Regions from separate parts of the Mus musculus genome. Here region 2 is linked to region 1. The links are chromatin loops, found by intact Hi-C in ENCODE. Cell type or tissue: left cerebral cortex. All regions are shown on one strand. Links, peaks and the distances in the headings refer to the core of each region. The heading gives the core; the rest is flanking DNA.

What was found. A loop is a pair of places that touch in the nucleus more often than their neighbours do. Peaks named below come from ENCODE experiments on the same cell type or tissue, not always from the same donor. Only the 100,000 strongest peaks of a DNase experiment are listed, where the experiment ranks them.
Region 2: a loop joins it to region 1, with 4 times the contacts of the local background. A loop is called at or near these places in 35 of 42 quality-filtered maps.

Annotation. Positions count from the first base shown.
Region 1 is chr10:81,442,165-81,457,469 of GRCm38, forward strand. No RefSeq gene overlaps it. Among named protein-coding and RNA genes, the nearest start is that of Nfic, 23 kb to the left of the region's middle. In left cerebral cortex, for the core only: CTCF peaks have their summits at 4,579 (motif pointing right) and 8,192 (motif pointing left); a DNase peak (open chromatin) is centred at 8,189.
Region 2 is chr10:81,382,406-81,397,710 of GRCm38, forward strand. Dohh (deoxyhypusine hydroxylase/monooxygenase) reads left to right here and starts at 2,029. Exons shown (of 5, transcript NM_133964.3): 1 at 2,029-2,173; 2 at 3,314-3,642; 3 at 4,008-4,084; 4 at 4,835-5,075; 5 at 5,302-5,947. The coding sequence starts at 3,369. The coding sequence ends at 5,618. It overlaps Gm48552 (predicted gene, 48552), which reads left to right and starts at 7,912. Exons shown (of 2, transcript NM_001384181.1): 1 at 7,912-8,179; 2 at 8,384-9,150. The coding sequence starts at 7,978. The coding sequence ends at 8,589. It overlaps Smim24 (small integral membrane protein 24), which reads left to right and starts at 10,659. Exons shown (of 4, transcript NM_001099917.1): 1 at 10,659-10,754; 2 at 11,379-11,490; 3 at 11,683-11,745; 4 at 12,371-12,674. The coding sequence starts at 10,688. The coding sequence ends at 12,491. Gm48551 (predicted gene, 48551) reads left to right here and starts at 2,029. Exons shown (of 6, transcript NR_168929.1): 1 at 2,029-2,173; 2 at 3,314-3,642; 3 at 4,008-4,084; 4 at 4,835-5,075; 5 at 7,954-8,179; 6 at 8,384-9,150. It also overlaps Mir6913 and Nfic. In left cerebral cortex, for the core only: a CTCF peak has its summit at 7,575 (motif pointing right); DNase peaks (open chromatin) are centred at 3,842 and 7,569; H3K4me3 peaks cover 684 bases.

The DNA of each region.
Region 1 (15,305 bases), core at 3,740-11,739:
AATTCCTACAGACACCAACAGTTTTCCATAGATAGCCCCAGACCCCCACAGATACATACAGAATACTCTAGATACCTGTATGATTCTACAGACACCTAGACATTCCTACAGACACCCACAGATGCCTATAGACACCCACAGACTCCTGCATGTACCTACAGATCTTTACAGCTACCTATAGACTCCTAAAGGAACCTATAGAATTTTAAAGAAAACTACAGATTCCTACAGACACCCATGGACTCCTACAGTCACCTTCTAACGCCAATAGACACCAGCCATCATCTACAAACTCTTACAGTCACTCTTTGTCACTACCAGGCAGCTACAAGTACCTACAGTCACATACAGACATCTCCAGTCACCTACAGACTCCTAAAGACACTTACAGTCACTTCTAGTCACCTGCAATTATCCATGATCACCTACATTACCTTCAGTCAGCCACAGACACCTACAGATACCCACAGACACCTGTAGATGCCCACAGACACCTACTTTAGCTTTAGTTACTTACAGACAACTATAAATTCCTACAGATTCCTATATATACTCACAGACTTTCATAGTCACATAAGGCATATATAGACTCCTATAGCTGGGCAGTGGTGGCGCACACCTTTAATCTTAGCACTTGGGAGGCAGAGGCAGGCGGATTTTTGAGTTTGAGGCCAGCCTGGTCTACAAAGTGAGTTCCAGGACAGCCAGGGCTATACAGAGAAACCCTATTTTGAAAAACCAAAAAAAAGAGAGACATATTTAGACTCCTATAGATGCCTACATAATGCTACAGACACCTACAGACTCCTACAGTCACCCAAAGACACCCACAGATACCAGTAGTCAACTACAGATCCTATTAATACCTACAGACACTTACAGTCACCCCCCATAGTCACCTAGAGGCACCTACACTTAACTTCAGTCACCCACAGACACCAGCAGTCATGAGCAGACTCCTATAGTTGCCTAAAGACTCTTGCAGTCACCTACAGAGACACTCACCCAGAGACAATTACAATTATCTACATACACCTATAGCCTCCTACAGACATCCATAGCTTCCCACAGACAGCCACAGATTCCTACAGCAACTATATATTCCTATAGACACTCAAAAACTCCTTTTGTTACTGATGGACACCTATAGTACCCTACAGACACTTGGAGATACAGATTCCTACAGACACTCAAACTTCTAAACACATATAGACACACACAGACACATATGTGCTCCTCCACATGCCAACAAACACCAAAGTCATGTATAGACACCCAGAGACACCAGCCATCATGATCAGACACTTATAGATACATACAGATTCCTAGGGTCACCCTCAGTCACCTACAGTCACCTACAGGTACTTACAGTCACTCACAGACAATTATTACAGTAACCTGTAGACTCTAATAGGCACCTGCAGTGACTCACAGTTACTCACAGTCATCCCATAAACACTACAGATACCCTCAGACACTTTCAGGTACTCAAAGACTTTTACAGACACCTACAGTCTCTAGAATCACCTTCAGCCACCTTCAGACTACTATAGACACCTATGAATTCTTTTTTTGACACTTATGAATTCTTAAAGATACCTACAGACATTTATAGACTCCTACAGATACCAAAAGAAAACAACCATCACCTACAAACTCCCACAGTCATCCATAGCCACCTATAGGCCGCTATAGGTACCTACAGACATCCATGGAAAACCTGTAGTTTCCTACAGACACCTAGAGTTACCTAGTGTCACTTCAGATCACTCTGATCGCCTACCCTTACCTTCAATGAACCACAGACTCCTACAGACAAGTATAAATTCTTACACTACTGTAAATTTCTACATAAATCTATAGACTCATATAGTCACCCACAGACTCCTACAAATAGCTAGAGACATTTACAAACTCATACAAACAAACTAGCAAATTCCTACAGAATTTTACAGACACCCAGAGATACATACAGATACTTACAGACTCCAACAGACAACTAAAGACACCCACAGATGCCAATAGACACCCACAGAATCCTACAATCAACTACCGTCACCTACAGCCTCCTACAAAATCCTATAAACACTCAAAGATGCATAAAGACATGTACAAACTCTTATATATACTCACACACTAAGAAAACCTACAGAGTCCTACAGACACCTAGAGGAACCTACAGACACTTATAGACTCCTACAGACACCTACAGATTCCTACTGATTTTTACACACACCCATAGATGGCTACAGAAATCTATAGACCACAAGACACTCCTACAAATACCTATGGTCTACTGCAGAAAACTAAACTACAATCTTCTTCTTTCTTCTTCTTCTTCTTCTTCTTCTTCTCCTTCTCCTTCTCCTTCTCCTTCTCCTTCTCCTTCTCCTTCTCCTTCTCCTTCTCCTTCTCCTTCTCCTTCTCCTTCCTTCTCCTTCTCCTTCTCCTTCTCCTTCTCCTTCTCCTTCTCCTTCTCCTTCTCCTTCCTTCTCCTTCTTCTCCTTCTTCTTCTCCTTTGATTTTTCAAGACAGGGTTTCTCTGTATAGCCTTGGCTGTCCTGGACTTACTCTGTAGACCAGTCTGGCCTCGAAACTCAGAAATCTGCCTGCTTCTGCTTCCCAAGTGCTGGGATTAAAGGCATGTGCCACCACTGCCCGGCAACTACAATCTTCTATAAACCCCCTCAGATACCCATGGACACTTACAGATTCCTTCAGACTCCTATATACACCTAAAAATGTTTGCAGAACTTCTTCATACTCCTAAAAACACATACAGACTCCTCTAGACATCCACAGACTCCTATAGACACCTAGAAGTTCCTATGGACACCACAGATGCCTACAGACACCTAAATTTACCTACAGACTCCTACTGAACCTACAGACATCAACAAACTTCTACAGATACCATAGCCTCATATAAACACACAGAAACTCCTACAAACAGCTAACCTACAGACAACTTTAAATTCTTACAGAATCCTACATACATTCAGAGACTTCCACAGTTATCTACAGACATGTACAAATTCCTATAAACACATAATCCTACAGACACCTATATACTTCTACAGTCACCTTCAGACACCCACTGACACCAGTAGTCAACTACAGATCCTACTGATACCTACAGACACATGATCACTAGAGTCACTTACATATACTTTTAGTCACCCAGACATCAACTGTCACCTATAAAAATCTACAGTCTCCTACAGACACCATAGGACACCAGCAGTCACATACAAAGTCTCACAGACTTCAACAGACACCTGTTGTCATTTACAGTCATTTACAGGTAACTAAGTTACCCACAGACACCTAGAGTTACCTGCAGAATCATTCAGACATATACTGACACATATACCTAGTGACTCTTTTTTTTAAAAAAGATTTTATTTATTTTATGTATGTGAGTACACTGTAGCTATCTTCAGACACACCAGAAGAGGGCATCATATCTCATTACAGATGGTTGTGAGCTACCATGTGATTGCTGGGAATTGAACTCTAGAAGAACAGTAAGTGCTCTTAACCACTGAGCCATCTCTCCAGCCCCACCTAGTGACTCTTACAGAAACCCACGGACACCATCAGATTCCTACAGAAATACAGACACCTACAAACACCTATAAATTTGTACAGACGCTTTCATAAACCCACAGATTCCCTTAGTCACCTACAGGCACCTATAGACATCTATATGATCCAATAGATGCCTAAAGACACTAGAGACTCTGTTTCTGTCTCTGTCTCTCTCTGTCTCTCTCTCACACACACACACTCCTTCAGATATCTACAATTCTTCAAGACACAGACAATATCCTATACACACCTACAGATATCACAACACCTAAAGACTCTTATTGACATACACACACACACACACACACACACACACACACACATTGACATGTATAGATCCACAGACACCAGCAGTCATCTACCAACTCCTAAAAATACCCACAGACTCCTACAGTCAGTCCTAGTCACCTAAAGTCCCCTACAGGTACCCAGAGACTATTATAGTATATGATCCAATAGATGCCTACATACACTTACAGCCTCCTATAAATGCCCACAGGTGCCTAAAGTAAATATATAGCCCTATAAACACCCAAAGACTCCTACATACTCCTTCAGACATTTACAAAGTCCTACAGATACATAGAGGCACCTACAGACTCCTACAGATATCTATAACTCCTGCAGTCATTCATAGACAACCATAGACACCAGCTGTCACATACAGATGACTACAGATACTTACAAAATGTTACAGCCACCAGAGGTCAACTACAGTCACCCACAGGTACCTACAGATACCTCCAGTCACCTATAGACTCCAAGAGATACTTATGGTCACTTACAATCACTCAGTCACCTGTGATCACCTACATTTACCTATAGGTACTCACAGACAACAACAGAAATCTACAGACACCATAGATTTTATAGATACCCACAAATTCTTATAGATATTTAAATATTCTTATAGATACCCACAGACTATTGAAAATACCTATAGATTAAAAAAAAGATGTATTTATTGTATTTATATGAGTGCATTGTAGCTGTTCTTCAAACACACCAGAAGAGGGCATCAGATCCTATTATAGATGATTGTGAGCCACCATGTGGTTACTGGAAATTGAACTAAGGACCTCTGGAAGAGCAGTCAGTGCTCTTAACCACTGAGCCATCTCTCCAGCCCTACACCTATAGATTCTTAAGACACCACAGACTCTGACAACTACCTACAGACACCAAGAGATTTCTATAAACACCTAAAGACTCCTCCAGAAACAACAGATACCTAAACACACCTCCAGACTCCTCCAGACTACTATAGACCTAGAGACTACAATAGCCACCTTCAGAGTCACACAGATTCCTGCAGACACCTACAGTCTCCATCAGAATAGTACAGATAGCTGCAGATAGTTACAGACACCAAAGGATACCTAGCAGACTCCAGAGACAACTACAGTCATTTACAGTTGGCCACCATTACCTACAGTCATGTGTGGTCACCTATAGGTACCTAAAGTCACCCAGAGACACAAATTCTCACAGAAACCCACAAACTTCTACAGACACAGACAGACTTCTATAAACACCTAAAGACTTCTATGGTCACCTACATCTTCCTAGGGACATCTAAAACCTCCTACAGACATGTACAGATTCCTACAGAAACCCACAGACTCATACAGTTACCAATAGACACTTACAGACTTCTACAGACACCTAGAGACACTTGCAGATGCCCACATGTCCCAAACTCCCACAGACTCCTGAGTCACCTAAAGACTTTTGCAGACACCAAGAGATGCCTACAGACACCTACAGACTCCAAAAGACAACAACAGACATCACAAATGCCTATAGATGTCCATACACTCCTACAGATACCTACAGATACCTACAGACATTTAGAGTTACCTACAGACTCCTACATACCTCCAAATTCCTACAAATACCTAAAGACTTTTACAGTCACCTACAGACTCCCACAGACTTTTATAGACACCAAAAGACACCTATTGACACTCACAAATGCATACAGACACCCAGAAATGTCTACAGACAACTACAGATGCCACCAAACAATGCAATCAGACATATATAGACTCCTACAAAGAACCATACACACTACAGATACCTATGGACTCTTACAGACACCTACAATCTCCCATAGATATCCTCAGACACCTACAGACTCCTACAGATACCTATAGACTTTTACAAACACACAGACTTCTCTTGATATACACAGACTCCTACAGACTCCTACAAACTTCTCTACACACCCAGACTCCTAGGGACACAGACAGAATCTACAAACACCTATAGGCCCCTATAGTTACCTACAACCATCTATGGATATCCAGTCTTATATAGACATCTACAGACTCCTAAAGATACCTACAGATTCCTATAGCCACTTACTGACAACTGTAAATTCCTACAGAAGCATAGATTTCTACAGAAACTCACAGATTCATATAGTCACCTACAGACATCTGCAGACTCCTACAGACCCCCAAGCTTCTACAGACACCAACAGACTTTTACAGTCACCTACAGATTCCTACAGGTTTTACAGACACCCAGAGATACCTACAGACATTTAGACTCCAACAGATAAATTATAGACACCTATAGATGCTTATAGATACCTACAGAATCCTGCAAACATGTCCAGTCACCTACAGACTACTGCAGGATGCTACAAACACCCAAAGATGCATATAAACATGTACAAACTTCTATAGACACCCATACACTTCTACAGATACCTATGGACTGCTTCAGATACCTAGAAAAAAAACTATAGGCATCCATAGATTTCTACAGTCACCTACAGACTTCTACTGACTTTTATACCCACCCATAGATGCCTACAGACATCAACACAGTCCTATAGACTTCCTCACACTCCCACCGATATCTACAGTCTCCTACAGGCACCTACAATCTTTTATAGACACTCACAGACACCTACAGATTCCTACTGACTCCTGTATACACTTAAGGACTTTCAAAGCATTCCTATAGACACCTACAGACTACTACAAACACATAGACTCCCCCTAGACATCCATGGGCTCCTGCAGACACCTAAATACTTCTACAGACTCCTACTGAAATTACAGGCAGCAACAAACTCCTAAATACACCTACAGATACCCATGTACTCCTTCATATACCTGCAAATAGCCACAGATTCCAACAGACACCTATAGACACCCAAACTTCTACAGACACCTACAGAATCCTACAGATTCTCGCTGACTTGTACAGATGCCTATAGACTCCTACACATTCTTAAAGAAAGGTAAAGACTCCTATGGTCTCCTACAGTCACTCACAGACACCCACAGGCACCAGTAATCATCAACAGACTTGTTCAGATACCTACAAACTCCTACTGTCACCCACCTACATACACTTACTGTCACCTAAAGACTCATACAGACACTGACAGTTATAGTCACATGTGACCATCTAAAGCTACTCAGCAACACCTACAAAAACCTGACCCCTTCAGATCTGCAAATACTTCTACAGACACAGACAAAATCCTGCAGATCTCTACAGGCTCCTACTGACATCTATAACCACCAACAGACTCCTACAGACACCTATAGACTCTCAGAGACACCTACAAACACCAGCCATTCCCTACACACTTCTGATGCCATTCATGGTCTCCTACAGGAATTGGCATATACCTACAGCTACCTACAGATATCTATAGTCACTCTCCATCACCTACAGTCACCTATGACTACCTATCTGTACTTACAGTCACCAAGAAACAACTACGGACACTTATAGACACCAATAGAAACAGGCAGACTCCTACATACACCTATAGACTCTACCAACTTTTACAGACATTCATAGATGCCTATAGATACCCACAGATTTCTACAGTAACTATAGATTTCTACATACACTCCCAGACCCATATAGTCACCTACAGCACCTACATATTTTAACAGGCATCTAGAGACTCCTGCAAAATATTACAGACACCCGAGATGCCTACAGACACCTATAGACTCCAACAGAGAACTACAAACACACATAGATGCCTAAAGATACCTATAGTTACCCATCAGACATCCACAAATACTTGCTGTCACCTACAAACTTCTACAGTCACCTGCAGTTACCTACAGATACTGATAGTCCCCCACTTACCTATAGTAACTTACAAACACCTACAGATACCTAAAATAACTGTAGAACCCTACAGAAACCTACAGAATTATATAGTCACCTACAGACACATAGAGACTTTTAAAGACACCCACAGACAACATCTGCCACTTACAGACTCTTACAGATATTTACAGACACCTACAGGTACTGACAGTTACTTAGACACCTACAGTTACATACTGACGTCTATAGACACCTACACCATTTACAGGCATCTACCTTTGCTTACAGTCACCCACAGACACCAGCAGTCACCTACAGACATCAACAGTCACTACAAAACTTCCGTATAGTCACCTAGTCGCCTGTGCTCACCTAGAGTCACCTACAGACTCTTACAGACATCTGCAATCATCAGCAAACACCTGCTGTCCCACCTGGTGCCCTGCACCCTGCCCAGCAGCCTTGGTCAGCTATGGCGACTTGCAGTTCTTTTCTGCCCTCTACTGTTCACATCCAGCATTGCACCCATTGCTGCCAGTTTGAACGGACTGCAATCCCTACTGCCCAGGATGAGACAGAGCAGCTCCTATGCAGCTGCAGGGGTCCAGGCAGGCTGCCCGAGTTGAACATAAAATTAGTGGGGGACAGATCTAACATCTCGGTACGGTGTGGTGTACAAAGGCCCTGGGTTCAATTCCCAGCACTGCCTGGCTTCACACTTTGATGTTTGGAGTTTGTGAAGTATACAACATCCTAGGAGCCTCTGTTTTTCTGTTGCCTTTTTTTTTTTTTTTCTTTTGTTTACTCTGATTTAAGGGGGTTTGGGCATCCTGAGCTCAGCTTAGTCTGTGGCCTCCACCCATGGATCCAGGAGCTCCCAATTTGGGACATGAGTGTCTTGTAGCCCAGGTTGGCTTGGAAGTCAGTATGTAGCCAAGGATGACGTGCCCCTGCCCCCTGGGCTTTGGGATGACACTATGACCACGAGGTGCTCTGCCCACGGAGACAGATATGGGCTCCTCAACAACCTAGATATTTCTTTCTCCAAGCTCGGCACAGGAAGGGTCCCCTGAGGAGCTGACTCTACACCTCACCTGGACACAAGGCACAGGGGTCATAGCTTGGAGGCCACATGGCACCATGACTGTAGGGGCAGTGTGAGCAGAGTCTACTGGATGGAACCACAAACACAGAGCCCAAGTGGGTCTATCCTCAGACCCCTGACAACATCCCCGCCTCTGACTCCCCAGAGGCCACAGGCTGCATCACCTGCATCCTCCAGATGCAACGCCTGTGCCCCTCAAATTGGGTGGCATTGGGGGGGGGGAGCCCTTACCCCAGCTGCGCCAGCTGGGAACAATCCCAGGAACGGGTCATTAGGAGATGGGCTGGGGCGGCTGCTCCTGAGCACACAGACAGCATTTAATTTTCCACTGTTTTCTCTGTGGTGGGTCTCAAGCCCAGTGTGTGGGGGGCAGTCACCCCAGAGAGTGCCCACAGCAGGCAGAGGGAGTAGGAGGGAGCTGGGAGAAGTAGAGCTGGAATCAGGTGGAGCCTTTGCTGCACACTGAGCTGGATCATACATCCATGGTACGAGAAGCAGGAGCAATCTAGGCACGGCTGCTATTGTGAAATTCATCTGTCACTGCTGCTGCCACAGGACCGTCACAGGACACCTCCTGTCCTTCCAGCATGTGGGGCCTGGGGCAGAACTCCAGGGTCTGCCTGGCAACCTCTTGACAAGGACCGACTGAGCTGATTCCCTTTTTCCTGAAAAATATTTTTCTTTCCCAGACGGGGTCTCTCCATGTAACGGTGGCTACCCTGGAACTTGATATGTAGATAAAGTTGACCTTGAACTCAAAGATCTGCCTATCTCTGCCTCCCAAACACTGAGATTAAAGGGATATGCCACCACCACCCAGCTAGCATTGGGATTCTTTACATGAAACATCTAAAAGAAAATGTCTAACTTACAAGGTGAGCAAATCCTATAAGCCAACAGGGAACAGCATATCACCCATGCATCCATCCATCTATCTATCCATCATCCATCCATCCATCCACCCACCTATTCATTCAATCCATCCATCCACCCACCCACCCACCCACCCACCCATCCATCCATCCATCCACTCATCTATCCATCCATCCATCCATCCATACATCCATCCATACATACTCCACCCACCCATCCCTAGATGGCTGGCTGGATGCTGCGGTGGGTGATATGCTGTTCCCTGTTGGCTTATAAGGTTCGCTCGCCTTCTAAGTTAGACAATTGTCTTCTTGCCTCATGTAAAGGATCCCAACACTAGCTGGATGGTCTCTACCCCTGCTTAGTCAACACTTCCAGCTTCTTCTGTCCCCCCAAAGGCCTGTGTTCAAATCCCTGTCTCCTGCTCTTTCCTCGAGGACAGTGAGCTATCCACCACTCCATTTCCATGTTTTCCCGCATGTTGAGGGATGGAATCCTCCGTGCCTAGCCTCTGGGGCTGTGGGTGTCAACGCTGCCCCCATGGCCCCAGCTTGGCCCTGCTCTGTCTTTCAACTGGGTCTCCCGCCTCCCTCTGTCCCCCAACATCCCGCCGGGCGCTCTGGGGAACATTCCGTGGTTTGCAGCAGACTGTCCGGCTCCGCGGAGCCTCAGATGTGGGCAGAGTGGGCGGCGGCCTGGCGGGCGCGGGCTGGGGAGACAGCGACCAGGGACCCTGCACTCCAGTTTGGCGCAGGAGTGGTGGGCGGTGCAGGGCAGCAGCGGAAGGCGCAAGCACCCACTTGGTAACTAGGGAACACCACCTGTCTGCCGTCCTCCATGGCTCCCTGCCCCTGCAGTGCTCCCTACAACTAATTCAGTGCCTCCTGCTAAAACCTCTGTCTCTGCCCCAGGATGCGTGTGCTGCAGCCTCTCGGGTCTCCTCCCAGCTCCTTCCCGGTGCCAGGCTCCATCCTGCCCTGGGGCCTTTGCAGCCTCTGTCCGGTGGCTCTCTTTTTCCAAAGCTTCCTTCCTCCACTCTGTCTCCCTACTCATCCGTCGGGCGCTCCGCTTCACCAGGACACATAATCGGTGCCCAATCAAGGCGGCCGCCGCGGAAGTCCTTCTGGAATTTAACCACAATCCCTCCTGCCTGGTTTCTGCAACTGTTACACAGTTCCTGAGTCACCCGGTGGAGAGCCCTTCACAGAGACCGCGTCACCCACCCAACCCCCACTCTAGTGGATGAGGAAACTGAGGCAGGGAAAGTCCGCCAGGATTGTTCTTGAACAAATCATTAGGACCATGGACAGTGTGGCCTGTCACCGCCTCCCCTTTCTGTCGCCGCACGTGTAAAGCGCAGTTAGTAAAACTTCTTGGACGCCAGAGAGATCCTAGGTCAGTGAAGGGCCCGCAGCGCTGCGCAGAGGAGGTTTGCGAGTCTCACAGCTCCTGTCAATAATAAGGGAGGTGGCAGGGACAGGAGGACCCGACGGCCAATCAGCGAGGTCCAGGCAACAGAGGTCCTGCCTCGCAGGTAATGTGTGGATAGTGGAGGGCGAACCCCAAGGGTCAACTCTGCCCCCAGCCTCCACAGGCACTCTGGCTTGCAAGGGAATGCACACACAAGAATGCTGGTTGTCGCTGGGCTGAATCCCCTTTCTCTGGCTGGACACACACTTGTTCTCCGTGAAGTTCTGGTTTTTTGTTTGTGTTTGTGTTTGTTTGTTTGTTTGTTTGCTTGTTTGTTTTGAGACAGGGTTTCTCTGTGTAGTCCTGGCTGTCCTGGAACTCACTTTGTAGACCAGGCTGGTCTCGAATTCAGAAATCCGCCTGTCTCTGCCTCCCAAGTTTGTTTTTGTTTTTTAATGATTTATTTATTTTTATTTATATGAGTACATATTATTATTTATATGTAGCTGTCTTTAGACACACACCAGAAGAGGGTATCAGATCCCATTACAGATGGTTGTGAGCCACCATGTGGTTGCTGGGAATTGAATTCAGGACTTCTGGAAGAGCAATCAGTGCTCTTAACCACTTAGCCATCTCTCCAGTCCCTGTTTTATTCTTTACAGTGACTCTAGGGCCTTTGCACACGCTGGGGGAAATGCTTCACTACCCACGCTCCAGCCACCTCCAAAAAAATATTGGTTTTTGTTGTTGTTGTTGTGTGTTTTGTTTTGTTTTGTTTTGAGACAGGGCCTCATTGTGTAGCTCAGGCTGTCCTGAACTGTCTCAAGACCAGGCTAGCCCCAAGCTCACAGAAATCCACTTGCCTCTTTCATTTGGGGCTGGGGCTGGGCTTCTCCCACCCATTCATGGTCTGAAAACACCCCACTTCCTTCATCAGAACCCCCTCCTCCCCATATGCCATGTCATTGCCAGCTGGGCATCCTCCCTCAGAACCCAGGGGACTTTCAAAAAGATCCAGTGTGAGTCCCAGCTCTACCATCACTTCCATCTCCCACTTCCCTCAGGGTTACAGCCCAAGTCCTCCCCGAAGTTACAGTCCTGTAGCCTTCTTCCCTCTGCCCAGTCATGGTGTTCTCCTCCATTACTGCATCCTGCCCCAGGGCCTTTGCACAGCTGTGTCCCTGCCCCAGGGACTTTGGTTCGGTTCTGGTTGTGCATTCTGCACAGTTACTTTGTAACTCTTCTGATAAATTCCATCATCCACTCATCTTTACTCAGATCTCCCCTCCTCAGGAGGCCACCCTGGCTCCCTGCCTCTGTGGTCCCCTGCCTTCCACCACCCCAGCTCTCCCCCACTGTGGTTCCCTGCCTTCTTCCGCTCTATTTTTCATCTATTACATATCATTAATTTAATTCCCCCCCCCCCAGAGTTCTAGTCAAAAGAACTGGGGACAGACTGTGGAACACAGTAGGTGCTCAATAAATGCTGACTGAGCACAGAAGAACAGACAGGGCTGTGGCCTGCTCCACAGGGATGCCTGTTGCTGCAGATTCTCTGCATATCTCAGGGAAACTGCCTGGCTGGCTGGGTCACACATCAGTGGCTACTAGGGGTCGCCATCCACAACCAGGCCCATTATTCCACTTCAAGACCCAATTATCCCTGGGACCTTCAGAGCAGAATTCAAGACACCCCACAAGTTCCAGCTACAGATCTCATCGCTCCCCTCTAAACCTGTGATCCAGAGAGGGTGAGACACAGTGCAAGGACACACAGCAGTGTGTGACCCGGAACTGCATGGAGGTTATTCGAGAGACATGGAGAGCAACCAAATGGCTCTTGGGCAACTGGATGCCTAAGACATGAGATCGAGGCTGCCCTCTCATAGCCAAGCCCACCCCCCAACACTCATCCCAGAAGCTTCCAGAAGAATTCCTAGTTTAGGCAACATCCACAGACATGAAAACAATCCCGCCACCTCCCTTCAGCCAGTCAACATTGCCCCAAGTGGGTGCATTTCCACCCTGGACACAGAGACGCCTGAGGTCAGATGGGTCACACAACTGGACCCTCAGCTTGGGGCCCTGGGGATTTCTGGAGCCCCCGAGCGTGCCCAGGTCAGGGCGGGAGTCTGCCTGGTCCCGGAATGAGGCCTAGTGGCTTCGGCCACCTTGCCAGGTAGAAGACACAAAAGTAGCCCCATCACTCCGTCTGCCTTGGTCTCCCCCACCTGTGAGCACAAAGAGGGGTCTCCACACCCTCCTGAGCCACCCCGCTGTGGCAGGCCCCTACACACTCACCATCCACCACATCTTCGCAGTCATGTCGTAGCACAGCTGCCATTTGACCGATGTCTCCCCGGGCTTCCCGGACACTGGGGGCCCTGGGACCTCCATGTTGGGCCGAGATGGATGTCCCCGACTCACCGGAGATCCCAGTACTCGGCTCCGTGGAGCCCAGTGAGTCAGAGGAGGAGGGTGCCGGGACAAGAGGAGGGGGGCCAGGGCCAGGGAGCGAGAGCTGGAGGGCGGGGACAGAGGCCACCCACAGCCCAGGAGGCGGCTGCAATCGAGCGGCCCTGGATTTGTGAATGACACCCTCCTCAGCCCCCGGAAGCACCGCGGCTGTCCCTGCCTGCCAATCTGGGGGCACACTAGGAACTCGGACCAAGGATGCCAAGGGCTCTTCCACTTCCAGGGATCTCGGGTGAGAAGGGAAGGCTGGGGTGCCCATGCCTGAGTCTGGAGACAGCTTGAAGCTGTGTGAATGTGGGTGACTGGCTTGGCCTCTCTGGGCATCTGTTTTTAAATGAGGAAACTAAGAACTAGCCCAGGGTGGGATGGCACAAGTCTGTCATGTCAGCATTTAGGAGGCTGAGGCAGGAGGATTGTGGTGAGTTTGGGGCTAGCCTGGGCTACATAGTGAAACCCTGCTTCAAAAACAAAAATGCCAAAAAGCAAACAAAAACCAAAAAAAATCAATGTTTTTTGCTGTTTTGTGATTTTTGTTCATTCTCCCGATAGCAGAGATGGAGTGGGCAGGAGGCAGACTCCATATCCTTAGTTTATCACTGTGCACTTACGGAGCATAAATGTGCGCCCAAGACAGAGAACAGAGGCTCTGCTGTTGGATTGGTGGCTTGGTCTACACAGCAGGAGGAAGGACTAATGGTGTGCTGCAGGAAGAACATCTCAGGGGAAAAGATGCCTGCTGGCTGGAACTGGTCTCTCTGCTCTTCCGTGATAGGGACATGTTGGGGGCTTGGGTGCTGGGCTGGGTAATTCTCCCTTCTTCTGGATTCTCCTTCCTTTCACCACCTGAAGGCTCCTATGCATCCTTCAAAAGCCCAAACCCTGCCATTCTTTCTTGCAAGGACAGGTTGGGGAGGCTCGGAGAAGATCAGTCAGGAACCTAGGGCTGCGTGACTCCTCTGCCACAGAGCACTGGTTGTTGTTTTCTTTAAGTTTCCTCCTCTTTGTCTCCATTTTACAGACAAGAAAACTGAGTCTCAGAGATGGCAAGTGTCACATAGTCCATCCTCATGGTACCCAGATGGGCACCAGCCACAGAGTGAGTTCTCTGCCTTCAGTTTGTTGACTGAGTCATGGAGCAGGGATTTGCTAACAGTGGACAGCCCACCACTTGCCACAGAGCTTTTCATTGTCTCCTGGGTCTGGTTGGTGACCAAAGGAGTCAGGTGCCCCCCTCTCAGCAGCTGTGTCCCCCCAGCAGCCACTCACAGCTCGTATCTGTATCCTCCCCAGCAACCCCACCCCCAGTCACCACACTCCCACCTTGCAGCCCTAACACCCCCACAGCCACAATCCCTTCTCCCTCAGCCTCACCTCCCCCAAGGTGGCACCTCATCCTTAGCAGTCACAACCCCCAGCATCTGCACACTGCCCGCCCCCCTGCAGCCATATGCCCCTTCCCCTAGCAGTTACACCCCCTAGCAGCCTCATCTCCCACAATCGCACCCCCTCCAGTATCAACTCCCACAGTCACCCCCACTGTAGCCCTACCTCCCCCCAGCTGCAATCCCTACTGCCATACAGCTCCCTTAACACCCCATAGTTGTGCACCTCCACCACTGGCAGCGCCCAGTCTTATCTCCCTTCCCTGGCAGTCACACCCTCCCAGCCGCAGTCAATACCCGCCGCCCCCGCCCCCCGCAGCCTACCCCCACAGATTCAACCCATCTCTGACGGTTGCATTCCCCTTTACCCCACC
Region 2 (15,305 bases), core at 2,853-10,852, 61 kb before region 1:
TGGAAGTGTCTTCCTCAATCATTCTTATGTTTTGAGACCTGGTCTCTCACTCCACCCGGCCTCCACACACGCTACCTCACCTGGGGAAGGCACTTTCAGAGCCCACAGGATGTACATGAACAGTTGTGGTCTGTGGTCCCAGAACTCAGGAGGCAGTGTCCCATGTTGGAGGCCAGCCCTGGGCTGCAGAGCAAGATGCTGGTCACAAAAACAAACATCTAGAGAGGAAATCCAACCAAGAAATCAAAAAGTGACTCTGGGCCCAACCGTGTCAGCTCCATTGTGGGTTTCCTCCCATGTTGCTTGCCCATGGAGGACTGCTTAGCAAAGAGCCGCATCACAGAGCAGACGTGATTTTTCTCTTGTATTTTAAGGCAGGTGTTCACTATGTAGCGCTGGATGGAACTTGCTGTGTAGATCTGGCCTCAAACTCACAGAGCTCCACCTGCCTCTGCCTTCTGAGTGCTGGGATTTAAAGATGTAAGCTCAGTTATAAAATGTTTTAAACATTCATTCCCAGTCTAATATTCATTTTACTTTGAATTTTTGGCATGTAAATTGTGTATTTTTAGCGTATGTACTGACATTTGCATTTTCCACATTTATATCCATGCATCATACAAGCCCATATAATAACAGGCTTCCTGGTAGCATTCTGAAAAATAGTGTATTTTTGTCTTAATTTTATTTTTACTTTAAAAATTGTTATTACCATAAATTAAATTTACATAATTATGTAATAACGGACTTCATGGAGGCTGGAGACATGCTTGGTGGTTGAGTGTACTGACTGCTCTTCCGGAGGACCCAGGTTCAGTTCTCAGCACCCACATGGTGACTCACAACTCTGACTCCAGTTCCAGAGGATCTGTCGCCCTAACATAGACACACATCCAGGCAAAACACCAATGTACATAAATCATTAAAAAAGTAATGAGGAAGCCAGGCGTGGTGGCACAGGCCTTTAATCCCAGCACTCGAGAGGCAGAGGCAGGCGGATTTCTGAGTTTGAGGCCAGCCTGGTCTACAAAGTGAGTTGCAGGACAGCCAGGGCTATACAGAGAAACCCTGTCTCAAAAAAAAAAAAAAAAAAAAAAGTAATGAGGAGGCTGGAGAGATCAGTGGTTAAGAGTACCGACTGCTCTTCCAGAGGTTCTGAGTTCAATTCCCAGCAACCACATGGTGACTCACAACCGGTGTACTTATATATTATAAGTACATCTTTAAAAATAAATAAATAAATCTTTAAACCAAAAAAGTAATGAACTTCATGACATTTACACACACACACATATATACATTTGTTTTGTTTTTTCGAGACAGGGTTTCTCTGTATAGTCCTGGCTGTCCTGGAGCTCACTTTGTAGACCAGGCTGGCCTTGAACTCAAAAATCCGCCTGCCTCTGCCTCCCGAGTGCTGGGATTAAAGGTGTGCGCCACCACGCCCGGCTTTTTTTTTTTTTTTCTCCCCGAGACAGGGTTTCTCTGTGTAGCCCTGGCTGTCCTGGAACTCACTCTGTAGACCAGGCTGGCCTCGAACTCAGAAATCCACCTGCCTCTGCCTCCTGAGTGCTGGGATTAAAGGCGTGCGCCACCAACGCCCGGCATATTTAAAAATTTAAACTTCGACTTTATGGTCATGTCACTGCCGTATATCCTGTTGATCCCCAGAATCGAACTCATTCTCAAATTGACTGCAAGTGCCCTCACTGCTGAGATTGCTCGTAACGCCTATTTTATCTCCCATTTCTTTTCCTCTGTTTTGGTCCCAGAGACCATTGGCCGCGCCCTGTAGAACATAGCCACGCCCACTATACACTGCGCATGCGCTATGCACGGCCGGCCCGGTTGTGCTGTGAATGGGATCAAACCATTTTCTTTTCTCTATGGGAGAGACGGTCGGAAACTCTTCTTCCGGAGGAAGACCGGAAGTTGCTTCTCCGGCTCTTAGGACAGTCCTGGGGCGTCGCTGCCGCATCGTTCCGGGTGTGGTCACCCCTAGTCGCGACGATGGTTCCGCCCAGCATGGTCACGTGGCCATCAAGATGGCGGCGTCCAGAGGACGTCGCGCGAGATGCGTCCGCGGACCTGTTCTTGGAGCTGTCGCAGCGACTCTCTCCATCTGTCCCGAGTATACGGAGCTTATTGACGAGTCCCTGTAGACGAAAACACGGTGAGCAGTGCCAGAAGTGCCCCCCCTTCGGGGGACTTCCGCTTTGAGGTACTCGCTGCTCCCGGGAGCGCTGGGATTTCCCTTGAGGGGGTCCTACGGGGAATTGGACCCTTTTCCTTCAGTATTTGACGTCACACAGGATATCATGTAGCCCAGGCTAGCCTCCAACCCACTGTGTGGCTACGAATGGCCTCCTCCTACCCCGTGCTTAGCTGACAGGTTGGCCGCCTATGCGGGGCTCACGTGCAGGCCGGCCCGCGCTTGACCTCTCAGCTTAAGTATTTGGAAACAGGATCTCCTGGGACCGGTTATCTTCCTGCTTCAGCCTCTGCCCAGCCTGGAGCCTTTTTGAATTAAGCGGGAGGCCCCATACCTCGAATGGGCACTCTTGGACCCACGAGATCCTTGGTCTCCCCTGTTGTTGCTCGGGGTAAATCGGGATGTGGGTCTCACTGCCACACAGCTGCTGCCAGCTCCCGTAGACCTGCTTCATGTGTGTTGATGAATTCCATTTTCAAGGTGTGACTGTAGGCTGATGGGCATCACTGGTGAGGCAGCCATACCTGCCTCATTAAACTCGGGGACGCTGGGTGACATCAGAGCCCAGAAGGCCTTCCAGCTTGCCACAGCCTGCTAGTCCAGTTTGTTATGTATGCATCTGCTGTATGTCTAATGGCTGACAGGGGCCGGTCCTCTTATACTGGACGATGTCTGTTTCCGTGTTAATTCATCCGTGAAAGAAAACACCTGTGTGGGAGTGTTGTCCTGCATCTATGGGGCCATGCAGAGGGTACAAGTTGTGCAAAGGCAGGAGCAGGGAGAAGTCCGGAGGGAGGAGGGGACGGATAAAGTGTATCCCACAGGGCTACATGAGAACCTCCAGTAAGGTGGTGTGGGAGGCAGGGGTGAGATCCATTTTGCAACTGACAGTTTCTAGATCCCTCATCTAAGCTATCCTGAAAAAGTCTGGCCAGGTGGTGGTGGCGCATGCCTTTAATCCCAGCACTTGGATGGATGTGGAGAAAGTTCTGTGGCCTGGAGCTCAGGGGTCCTCCTGCCTCAGCATCCCGGGGCTGGAATGGCAGATATGCAGGTGTGTGCCCTAGCTTGAGATTTCCCCTTCTCCTTTTTCTACCGTAGGTTTCTACTGCCTAGAATCCGGCCTTGCAGATCACGTGCTGGGGAGGCCGTTGCCATGGTAACGGAGCAAGAGATAGAGGCCATAGGGAAGACCTTGGTGGACCCCAAGCAGCCCCTGCAGGCCCGCTTCCGGGCCCTGTTTACACTTCGGGGGCTTGGTGGCCCTGATGCTATCTCGTGGATCAGCCGGGGCTTTGAGGACAGCTCTGCTCTTCTGAAGCACGAGCTGGCCTACTGCCTGGGCCAGATGAGGGACGCACGGGCCATCCCTGTGCTGGCGGATGTGCTGCAGGACACGAGCCAGGAGCCCATGGTGCGTCATGAGGCAGGTGAGGAAGGGCAGCCCAGTGCTGTGTTCAGCTCTGTCCCTGGGGCACAGATGGGTGCCGCACAGGGCTATGGACAGCGCACGGGGGTGGTCTCCCCAGCAGAGATTTTGCTTCTGAGTTGGGACCTATGCCAACCTGTTCTTCAGGGACTTGGAATGCTGTCCCTCTGCCCAAAGTCTAGTGATGACTTGTCACTCCACCCAGGGGCACTGGCTGGGGTGGGTGGCTTTAGACCCGGCGGGCCAACTTCTTGAGTTAAGGATTCGGATTGACCAGCTCAGAGGCTGTTGGCCCAGCTGTGACCTGGGAGACCAGTCAGGTGTTGGGCATCAAGCAAGCTCCTCTCTACTGATTTGTCTCCTCAGGGGAAGCCCTGGGGGCGATTGGTAACCCGGAAGTTCTAGGCCTCCTGAAGCAGTATTCTACGGACCCAGTGGTTGAGGTGAGGAGACTCTGACTGGCCCATCTCTGCCAGGACAAGCTCTATAGGCCACATCTGGTTACTAGGGCAACCTCCTGGAAAAGGAAACTCTCGAGATGGGGGGAGGGGCACCTGTAGGGTCTCCCACAGCTCTGGGTCCCCAGCTTTGAGAATTCTACCCTTGTCTGTTCACTGTCGAAACCTATGACCTATATGGTCCTTCCCCTTGCTCATACTGTACCCACAAATCTACTTTCTACCCCTGGATCCCCCTGTTCTGTACATTCCTGTCACGGAGTCTGCATTGTGTAGTCTTCGATGTCTGTGGCTCACTGAGCACCATGTTCCAAAGGTTGGTCCATGCTGTGTTGTCAGAGCCTTGCTCCTATTCATGGCTGAGTAATACTCCAGTGTGTAAGGGTGCACTGTGCAGGTCCATCTATTATTGCACCTGTGGCTGCTGGGCTCACCTCTGATCTCTGGCTTTGTCCTAGCATGTGGGTCTCAGGCATGAGTCTGTCCTCTGCCTGCCTTCCTGCTTCTCATACCCCTTGCTTTTCCTGTGATGACCAACCCCAGGGCCTTTGCACAGATTGCTCTGTGTTCCCCCAGGTCTCCACCAGTCCCCAGTGCCGGCTCTTTGGTCTATGTCCAACCTGAAGCTACTCTGCTTGGCTCAGCCATAAGTCTAGGAGAGTGGTGATTGGGCAAGACATGCGCCCCATGTCCCTGTTATCAGGACCCATAGCTGCCTCTTTCTGCTACTTATAGGTGGCTGAAACGTGCCAGCTCGCCGTTGGTCGTCTAGAGTGGCTACAGCAGCACCCGGGGGAGGCCACATGTGCAGGACCCTACCTCTCAGTGGACCCAGCACCCCCTGCAGCAGAGCAGGATGTGGGGAGGCTGCGGGAGGCCCTGCTGGATGAGGCACGGCCACTCTTTGAGCGATACCGTGCCATGTTTGCCCTGCGCAACGTGGGTGGCAAGGAGGCTGCCTTGGCCCTGGCTGAAGGTGAGGCTGGAGCATATCCCTGGACCTGGGTGATCTCTTGTGCAGCCTGAGGGGCAGCTGTCCCAGGGCCACCTTCTCCCCATCCAGGTGCCCCACACAAACCCTGGGGACTTTACCTGGCTGCCTAACCATAGTGGTCTTGGTGTGTCCCTTCCTTGGGACCCTATGTGCCCACTGTTTCCTGCCCAGCTCTCCTTACCCTGTTTCCTCGGCCCTTACCTTGCAGGCCTGCAGTGTGGCAGTGCGCTCTTCCGCCACGAGGTGGGCTATGTGCTGGGTCAGCTGCAGCACGAGGCAGCCGTGCCCGGGCTGGCAGCCACATTGGCGCGGACCACTGAGAGTCCCATGGTGCGGCACGAGTGCGCAGAGGCCCTGGGTGCCATCGCCAGACCTGCCTGCCTGGCTGCATTGCGAGAGCACATTGAGGACCCTGAGCAGGTGGTGCGGGAGAGCTGCGAGGTGGCCCTGGACATGTATGAGTATGAGAGCAGCCAGGATTTCCAGTATGCAGACGGGCTGGAGCGCCTGCGGCCACCACCCTAACCTAGCGCCTGGCTGCCTGCCCTGGGGCTGCCTCCTCTGCTGCTGCCCTGGCCCCGGCCATGTGTGCTGTGCCTCACATCCAGATTTAGGGAGCAGAGCAGCTGAGGGGCCCTGTGTCCCACTCGCCTCACCTCCTTGCTGGGTGCTGTCTGCTCTGTGGTTCTGTGTCTCCCATGCCCTCCACCAGCAGAGGTGGCAGTGCAGACGCTTGCAGGGTTGGGAAAGTTGTGGGGGCAAGGGTGTGTGGGGTACACCTCCCATCTGGGTCAAGCAGGGAGTACAAGCCAGCCCCAGCGTGCTGCATGAATAAAATAAGTTATTTTTCACAAGTGCTGGCTCCTGCTGTGTGGGGACAGTCATGTGGCCTTTGGGGGGTCACAGAAGAAGGTGTTTAGTGGTACAGCTACAAGTCCATACTGTGGGTTCCCATCAGGCTCCCATAATTCCATGCTGGCTGGGGCACCCACTTCCCTGGACGCCATTCACCTCTGTAAATGTTGACACAGAACGTAGCAGCCCACAGCCATCTGTTCCAGCTTCCAAGACCTGGAACTCAGGTGTCATACCCATGCACATGTCACCTGGCAGGTGACCCCTGCCCTCCCCTGCCTTGTGTGCTCTTCCCCAGGAAGGGGGTGTGGGCTCTGGATTGTTCCAAAGTAAGTGTGATTTGTGTCCTTGCTGCCATGTTTGCTGAGCCGAGAGGCCAGAGGCTGGCGTGGGCAACTCCCAGGTTTTGTTTACTTATTTGAAGCATCAACTCTCGCTGAGCCTGGAGCTTGCTGAGTCAGCTGGGCAGTAGCATTACTAGGGGTCATCCTCCTGTTTCAGTCCCCTCAATGCTGGAGTTACAGTTGTGGCCACCATGCCTGGCTTTTCCATAGATCTCGGGGATATGAATTCAGGTCCTCACAGTTGCATGATGAGAACCTTAGCCTGAGTTAGCCCCCAGTCCTATGTGTGTTCTTTAGACATGTGAGCCCAGGTCCTGTGCAAGAGCATCCAGTGCTCTGACCAATGAACTAACTCTTGGTCTTTGTTCCTCTCCAGGCTGGGTTTCATGTAGCCCAGTCTGGCCTTGAACTCCAACCTGAAGTATAGCAGAGGGTGAGTCTTGGTCTCCCTCGATGCCTGTGATAGGAGGTGGGAATCATGTCCAGGGTTGGTTTTTGGTTTTGTTTTAAATCAGAGGGTGCAATGTTAGTTGAAGGCAGCCAAATTCATGGCAATCTTGCCTCAGTCTCCTGGGTGCCACTCTTCCTGGCTGGTCACTTTGTATTCAGCACAGAGAGGTTGCCAAGTCTCTTCACTTGAGTTTTCACTCTAGATTCAAATTCCTTACCTCCCATTTCTCCCCATCATAGCTTAAACTTAGGCCACCATGCCTGGCCACTGTGTCCCAGGAACTGCCCATGGGAGCCCTCCTGAAAACCAAGTTACAGAGGCCTTCCTTCCCTTCCCTGATGCCATCTGACCTGGCCATCTTCCTTCTCCAAGCACCACCCTCACGTGACCCCTCCTTGACCCCTGGCTTTGCTCTTTCTTAGCCTGGCCGGCTGCCTAGTTCTCTTTCCAACTCCAGTCCTCTGTCTTTGTTCCTCCTCTGCCTGATACTCTTTGAGCATGAAACATGTTACAGACTGCAAAGACCACTATCTGGTGCCCATCCCAGCTGCAGTGCTCTGCTGCCCCTGAATGCTGGGCTTTTACCGGATGACTGCACACTTGAAGCCAGTGGCTTTGTACATGGACTTAGTGGTCCTGTGATGACCAGCCCCTTGCTATAAGGAAATCTACCCTACCAGAGCTGGGATAGTCACAGCATGGAACTCTCAGAACTGGAATTTGAACCCTGTCTCTCACAGAGTGCTAGGTTTCCCCCTTCTAGAACCTCCCAGCAAGAAGCCATTGTACCCACTTACTCCCACCGTCTACACACTGTCCTCCCCCACAGTGGCCGCCAGAGGACGCCCGTGAGCAGAGTATTTTTCTGCCTGTAGCTACCCGTGGGTTCCACCCTGCCCTGTCCACCCTGCACAGTCCCCATTCTGACCCCTCATTGCTCAGTCGGCCACAGTGGCATGAGCCCCACCCCCCCCACCCCCCACATGCTCACCGAGAGTACCAGGCTCCCGACTGCCCAAGAGCTTTGCACAGGGGAGCCCTCTGCCTACCCTGCTCAGAGAACTCTGCCTTTGAAGGTCCTGGGGTCAATGTGGATGTGCACGTCACTTCTGGTGAGGGGAACACTGATCCGGACAGATGGCCTGGAGGAGCCGTTCTAATCCTTTTAGCTCATTCCCTAATACTCCCGTGTGTGGGTCACCTCCCTCAGGCTCCTGCTGAAGGTGTCTCAGCCATGGCAGGGTCAGTGGATGAAAAAGAGGCCGAGGACTGGAGCCCAGCCCCTCCGATGTATGAGGAATACCGGCCACCCGCGCTGGATGCCATCCGCCTGCCTCGCTATGCCCTGTATCTGCTGATGGCCGCTATCCTGGTGGTGGCCGTGGCCTATGCCATTGTTGGCCACCTCATCAAAGATCTAGCTCATGACCTGGCTGGTGAGCCACTTTCCTGCCTAATCCATCCTGGGCTGGGGTCACAGGTGGCATGGGATGGAGCTCCGGTCTAGGCCAGGGTCGGCCCAAGGGTGGTCGTGGCCAGATCAAACTATGGCATGGGCGTGGCCAAGGTCAGGGGGAGCAGTGGGCTTGGTCAGGGTTTCCGCGGCCAGTCACGACCTCACCAGCCACTTGTCCCTGCAGACTGGGCCTTTGGCCCTAAGCCTGACCAGGAGGAGGAAGGTTCCCGGGAGCTGCGGGCCAGCTTGGCTGCAGAGGACCTGGAAGAACTAGATCTTCAGCTGGCCCTGGCCTGGCGTGGGGAGGATGACCCTGCCCGTGCTCCTCGCCGCACCTCCATTGCCTTCAAGGACCCGCCGGTGCAAACCAACTTTTGGAGGCTGGACTGACCTGGAGGAGTGGCATGTGTGACACTGGTGGGCCTGGCAGTTCCCTCTGCCTCAGTTGGACCACCTGTGTATGTGACAACATAGGGTTTGGCCAGGCTGAAACTCAAAACTCCCCTCCTGGGCTGGAGTGCTCTGATTGCAGACTCCACTTACACTTTATTGACTTGGAGACAGGTTCTCCATGTAGCCTAGGCAAGCCTTGAACTTGATACATAGCAGAGGACAACCTTGAACTCCTGATCCTCCAGTCACCATCTCCTGAACGCTGGGATGACAGATCTGGGCTTCTGTGATACTGAGGAGAGCCCAGGGTCTCCTCCAAGGCTGTGCCAGCCCGAGGCCCTGACAGCTTCCTTTCTTCCTTCCTTCCTTTCTTTCCCTCTTTCTTTCTCTTTTGGTTTTTCAAGACAGGGTTTCTCTGCGTAACAGCCCTGGCTGTCCTGGAACTCAGAGCCATCACCTGCAACATTTTTTCCTATGGATAATTCCTTACACAGTGTTTGCTGAGAGGAGAAAAGAGTGAGGCCAAATTCACATATAAATTAAAAGCCTATCTGACTATCCAAGTGCCATGACCTTTTTGTCTCAGCCCTGTCCCACACGTTCTCACAAAACCCTCCTGGGTGCTGTCGATGAGCCCAGTAGCACAGACTGGAAACTGAGGCAGGCCACTGAGAAATGTCTGGGTGAAGGTCCCTCAGCTTATTGTCACACACAGCACGGAGTAACCAAGCTGTCATCCTCAGCATTCAAGAGGCTGAGGCAGGAGGATGGCACATTCCAGGCCAGCCTGGACTAGGGAGCATAAGGAACCATGTGTGGTAGGTCCTCTCCACAGGGCTTCCCCCACCTCAGCTGGTGGGCATGTCAGTCTGGGCTCCTGACATCCCACCTGGGCTCAGATCTCTCAGCTCAGGACTCCATGAGTATACAGTAGGAGCTTAATATAGATAGGCATGCCTGGTTGGGTTCCTGGTGACATCTTTAATCCCAACACTCAGGAGGCAGAGGCAGGAGAATCTCTCTGAGTTCGAGAGTCTACAAAGTTAGGTTCCAGGACAGCCAGGGTTACCGTGTCTCAAAAAACCAAAATCAGGAAAAAAAAGCCAAACCCTTTTTCCAAACTGTGTGAGACCTGCCTCAAGCTTGGTATGTAGATGAGGATGACCTGGAATTCTTCATTCTCCTGCCTCCACCTCTGAATGCTGAGATGACAGGCATGTATCATCCCACCTCGTTTCTGGGGTGCTGGGGATGGAACCCAGGGCCTCATGCAAGCTGGGAGACTGCTCTGCCTCTGAGCTACAGCCCAGCACACAGTTTTATTTCTGAGACAGTGTCTTGCTCTGGAGGTCAGATAAGGCCTAGACCTAACCATCCTCCTGTCTCAGGCCTCTGTTGTGTGGGAATGACGGGCACATGAGGACATCAGTGCCCCGTTTCCTTGCTGTCTCCTGCACGTGCGCAGGCTGTGGCTGCACCCGTGACACTTCTGGGTGGGGTCCTCCTTTGCCCAGGTGAGGCTTGATATCTAATCAGCTTGAGGCCCAAGGTTGAGGGCAGAAGCCTGTGCCCTGTCTTTGTATGTTGAGATGTCTGGATGCTCTGCAGGCAGGTGTCTCTGCCATTGCTTTGAGGGTCCCCCTTCTAGGAACGTGGTGCTCCCTGCCTCCTTTGCAGCCTGGTGCTCACAGAGCTGCCAACCCCACTGGGCTGACCTACTAGACACAAAGTTGCCAGGCTTGTCCCAGCCACCAAGCCTGACTGCCACACTTGGTTGTGTGCACGTGACAGCGTGGACGTCCCATCTGTGCAGCCTGACTTCTTACAGAGGACTCTAAGGACCTGTCCCTGGGGCTGCTGGTCTCCAGGGAGGGGTGCAAGGTGCGGGGGAAGGGACAGTCTAGGTTAATATTAAACTAGCCGCAGACTCTGCCCTCCAAAGATGCAGGGGTCTGATGCCAAGCAGGCATGGGAGGCTGGGCCACAGACGGCAGGTTCCCCACCCCGCCCCGCCCAATCACTGTCTTAACCCCACCCGAGCCCTGTGCAGCTCACACCTGCAGCTGAACGTCGGCCCATATCCAGTGTGCTGGCCATGGACACCTTGGGCAGGCTGCTGCTGCTGGCTACACTGTTCCTGACACCCGCTGAGGCCCAGCAGGGTAGGACTAGGGTGTGGAGCCCGCGCTGGGTGGGTGTTAGGAACTGGGGCAGGGGCTCTTCAGCATCTCATTTCCCATTAGGAGAAACTAAGGCAAGGCAGGAAGAGGAAGTGAAGAGGGCACTGGTGGGGACGAGTGCTCTCCAATGACTCCTTCTGCCCTGTCTCTGATCTAACATCCTTCTCCCCTCTCAACGCTGTAAGCTAAGGCCACTGCCCTTTTCCAGCTGGTCCTCTCAGCTCCTTCAAGGCCTCTCTGAGCTATCCCCCCCCCTCGCCGCCCCCACTTCCCCCGCCTCCTCAACTACTTTATCTAAAAGCCTCACCCCTTAGAAGCCCAGCTTCTCCGGGAGGCGCGGACCTCCTTTACAACCTCTGCCCCCTAAGCCCCTGGCAGCTCCTAGTCTTGGACGTTCTTCCTGATTCCCACCTCTTTACGCCTTTTCTAAGCCCCGCCCTCCAAGACCCGCCTCTTTCCGTTAACGTCTTCCCCTCTCTCCCGCAGACCCCTCTGCTCCCAACAGACCCTTCTTTTTCCCTCTCGCAGAACCCACTTCCCCTGCAGGCTCCCCTTCCCCCTGCAGACCCTTCGTTTTTTGTGTCTGACTTGTCTTGTCCTTTGCAGCCTCAGAGCGCCGCCTGAAGCCTTGGCTAGTAGGCCTGGCTGCAGTAGTGGGCTTCCTGTTTATAGTCTTCATCCTCATGCTGGCCAATCGTGTCTGGTGCGCCAAAGGCAGGTGAGGACCTGCCCCTGTCCCACGCAGGGCCTCCTTGACCTCCCCGCCCTTCTGTGCTCCCTCCCAGGGTCAGCCTGGAGGTCATCTTGCTTTGCTGCCCTGTTGATCCCTTCTGATTCTTGGCGTTCATGACCTCAGTTGGGGATACTGAGGCAGAGAACAGCTCTTGTATCAATGTTTCTATTTGTGCAGAGCAGAGGATGAGGAGGCTACATTCAGAATGGAGCACATTATGAACGAGAACTCACAGCCAAGGTACCCTGTGGGTGATTCCCCCCAGACAGTCCTGAGAGGCCCAGCTGGGGGGAGGGGACAGTGTCCAGCAGGTGGACTCTGGGTGGGACTCTCTAGTGCAGATTCTGGGTCTGGGAGAGGAATAGAAGTGGGGGAGAGTTGGCATGGGCAGCTGGAAATACAGCTGAGCCCTGTGAACCTGAGAGGGTCCTGAGGAAGGAAGGGAGGGCTAGAAGGAGAGGCTGGGGCTACCTGTACCCAGAACTGCAGAGAACACAGCTACCTACCCTGTGACGACGCATGGTTTCCTGTACACCATGACCGTCACTCTATCGTAAGTGACCCACTCATTAACCTATCCACCCACCCATCCATCCACCCACCCATCTACCCACCCGTCCACCTATCCATCCACCTATCCACACATCCATCCATCGACCCACCCACCTATCCATCCACACATCCACCCATCTACCCACCTATCCTCCCATCCACCAATTCATCCTTTTCTTTCCATGGAGTGAACATTTTCTTTTCTGTGGGGTCATCCTGAGATCACCGCAGCCCGGAGTCCGTCCTCACCTAGCCTGATAAGGTGGCTTGGTAAGCAGTGACCCTCTCTCACTGCGGCACTGTAACCCTACAGTAAAGCAGACAAGAAGCAGAAGAAGAAGGTGGACAGGAAGGGCGGACAGAGCAACGAGGCCTTGGAACTAGAGGAAAAGGAGTCCTCAGATGAGGAGAGAGGCAAGAAAACAGCTTTGTAAAGCATCTTGTCACCTGGGGGTGCTTCATCCACACACCTCAAGTTGCAGCCACCACCTGAAGCCGGACTGGTGTCATCTGGGTCTGAAAACTGTCCTCATATGAGGAGGTCAGCTCTGCCTATGGCCTCCATACTCACCCCCACCTTCCCCTGACACTCACCACTGGCCTGGTGTCCACTCCTATTCATCTGTCCCCCTTCTGCATCCTCTCTCACATCCAATCTGCCCCCTCCAGGCATGCTCCTGGTGTCACCTGACTGTCCCCTATGTCTCTGAGCCCCAGTGCTGTACCCGGGAGGCTTCTACCCTCTGTTTTGGAGGAGAGACACCCTATGGTCCAAGCTCTCTGCCCCATGGTCACCGGGTTCTTTTCTGAGGACCTCATCCAAGGGTCTCCCGTTCTTGAGTTCTCCAGGGCAAGCAGTTCCAGCAATGGCCACGAGGAGGCGGTGTCACCTCTCAGCACCTTCCTTTAATAAAGGTCCCTAATGCTGTAGTCCCTTTGTGTAGGCTTAGGCCAGAGCCTGGATCAGGGGTCCTTGGCCACTGAGAGCTCTGCCTGGGCTCAGGCTGTCCACAGAGGTGTCTGGTTGGTTCTCATGAAGGTCATGATTTTAGACTCATGTCTCAAAAGACAGAGGACTCTGTTCCTCTGCAATGCTGTGGAGCCTTGGGAAGATGGTCCAACCTCTGACATCTGGGGCAGGGACCTGGGATATTTTCTCTTCAGCCCCTCCCACAGAACTAGTGGATCTTAAGGTCAAGAGACCCCAGCTTTTCACTCTAGGTAAGGGGGCTGGGTTCTTTCTTTTTTTTTTTTTTTTTCGGTTTTTTGAGACAGGGTTTCTCTGTATAGCCCTGGCTGTCCTGGAACTCACTTTATAGACCAGGCTGGCCTCGAACTCAGAAATCCGCCTGCCTCTGCCTCCTAATTGCTGGGATTAAAGGCGTGCGCCACCAAGCCCGGCTGGTTCTTTCTTATTTTGAGACTGGGTCTCATGTCAGCCAGGCTGGCCTCCAGTTGCCCATGAAGCTAAAGATGATTCTGAGCTCCTGATCCTCCTGCCCCGGGACAGGCCTAAGCCACCATAGCAGTTGCTATAGCTCATGCTGGGATGGAGTCCAGGATACTGGCCCAAGGCAGAAATTACTTTCCCTGAGCCTAGGCAGTGAGCCCACAGCAGGAGGGGCCACATGGTGGGCCTGGGCTTGTGAACACAGGTGACAGCCTCCCACTCCCTGATCCAGCCAGGGCGCTTCATGGACGCACAGAAAGGAAGAACCAAGAGAAGGCGAAGCTTAAGCTTATTTAATTTTTATACATTTTTTTCTTTTTTCTTTTTTTTTTCTTTTTTTTTGCCTTTTATTGAATCTTTTATGGACCCCCTCACTGTTTTTGTTTGTTTGCATAGGGAGAAACGGAACAGCAGGCAGTCAATGGTGCTCAGGCGGGTCCACAAAACAAAACAAAAAGCCAGAAACCAAAATGAGTTTGTAATATACGGTTATGAGTGGAGTATGCTGCGGGCGGGGGACTGTGGAGCAAGAAGGGCCTGGGGTGCCCTCTGCTCCCCATCCAGACCCCATCTGCTCTGGGAGGAGGGGGCAGAGGTTGCTGCAGACCACGTAAGTGCAGTTAGGAAAAGCTGAAGGTCGGAGGTGCATCGACCCAGGAGTAAAATACAAAGTGGCTGAATGGGGTGGGGTTGGGGGGAGGAATCTCAAAATAAACCCAAAAGATCTCTGCAGGAAAACACCCAGAAAACAAGGAGGAAGAGCAACGGAGAAAAACAGTCCCTCCCACTCCCTGAAACCCATGAGCGCCTTGTGCTGCGCCCTGTGTAGTCCCTCAGACCCGATGCTTGCCAGTTGCCAGGCGCTGCAGGGCAGGCATTTACGCTGGAACCCTCAGACCCAAATGGGCTTTGGTTGGGGGACACAGATGACTGCATCAGATCTGAGGTTGGATGGGATGTGACATTTTGGGAGTATCCAGCTGGGTACCCCATGCTGGGGTAGTGAGGCTGGGTGCTGTGGGAGGGGTGGTGGCTGGGGAGGAAGCACATGCCTTCCTCCTGCCCAGCGCACCTGCTGTTTCCTGCCCCATGTCTGAGGGGAGCAGGGGTAGGGACTGAGGGGAGTGGGGACAGACCCCAAAACTGCACCATCAGATAGATGTGTGAGGCACTGATTGGGAAATGACTGTGTGGTATCATGGCTACAAGATCTAGGGACTCGCTGGCAGTCTCCTCTCACCTGGGCCCTGCACTGGACGACAGTCCCAAGCTGAATGCTCTGGGTAGATGACAGAGGGAGAAGACGGCTATTAACAAGTAGGATATGAAGTTTGGGCAGGGAAGTCAGGAGTGGTGGTACACACCTGTTGTCAGAGCAACTGAGAAACAGAGGCAGGAGGATTGCCAGGAGTTGGAGACCAGCCTGGGGAGACCTTTCTGTCTCTCAGATATCAAAACAATCAGAGGGGAAATTAAGTGGCTGGATCTTCAACCCAGTACCCTGGAGAAGCAAAGGCCACTCAGGGGTCTCAGGGACAAACTGAAGGGAGGAAGCCACTGTGGGCAGCGCAGCAGGAATTAACTGCAAACTAAATGCGCGCATGTATGTACAAATGCTGCCCAGCACAACCAAGGGCGAGCGGGCGCACTGTCCCCAGGGGCGGGACATTTGCTGGTGGCCTGGGGGCCTCTTGCCTGTGGACATTGTAGTGCAGCCTGGCTGGTTCACCCCCGGAGGGACAGGGTGGGGGGTGGGCAGACGCCACTCCCCTGATGTCAGTCCCACCACCCTGGGTAT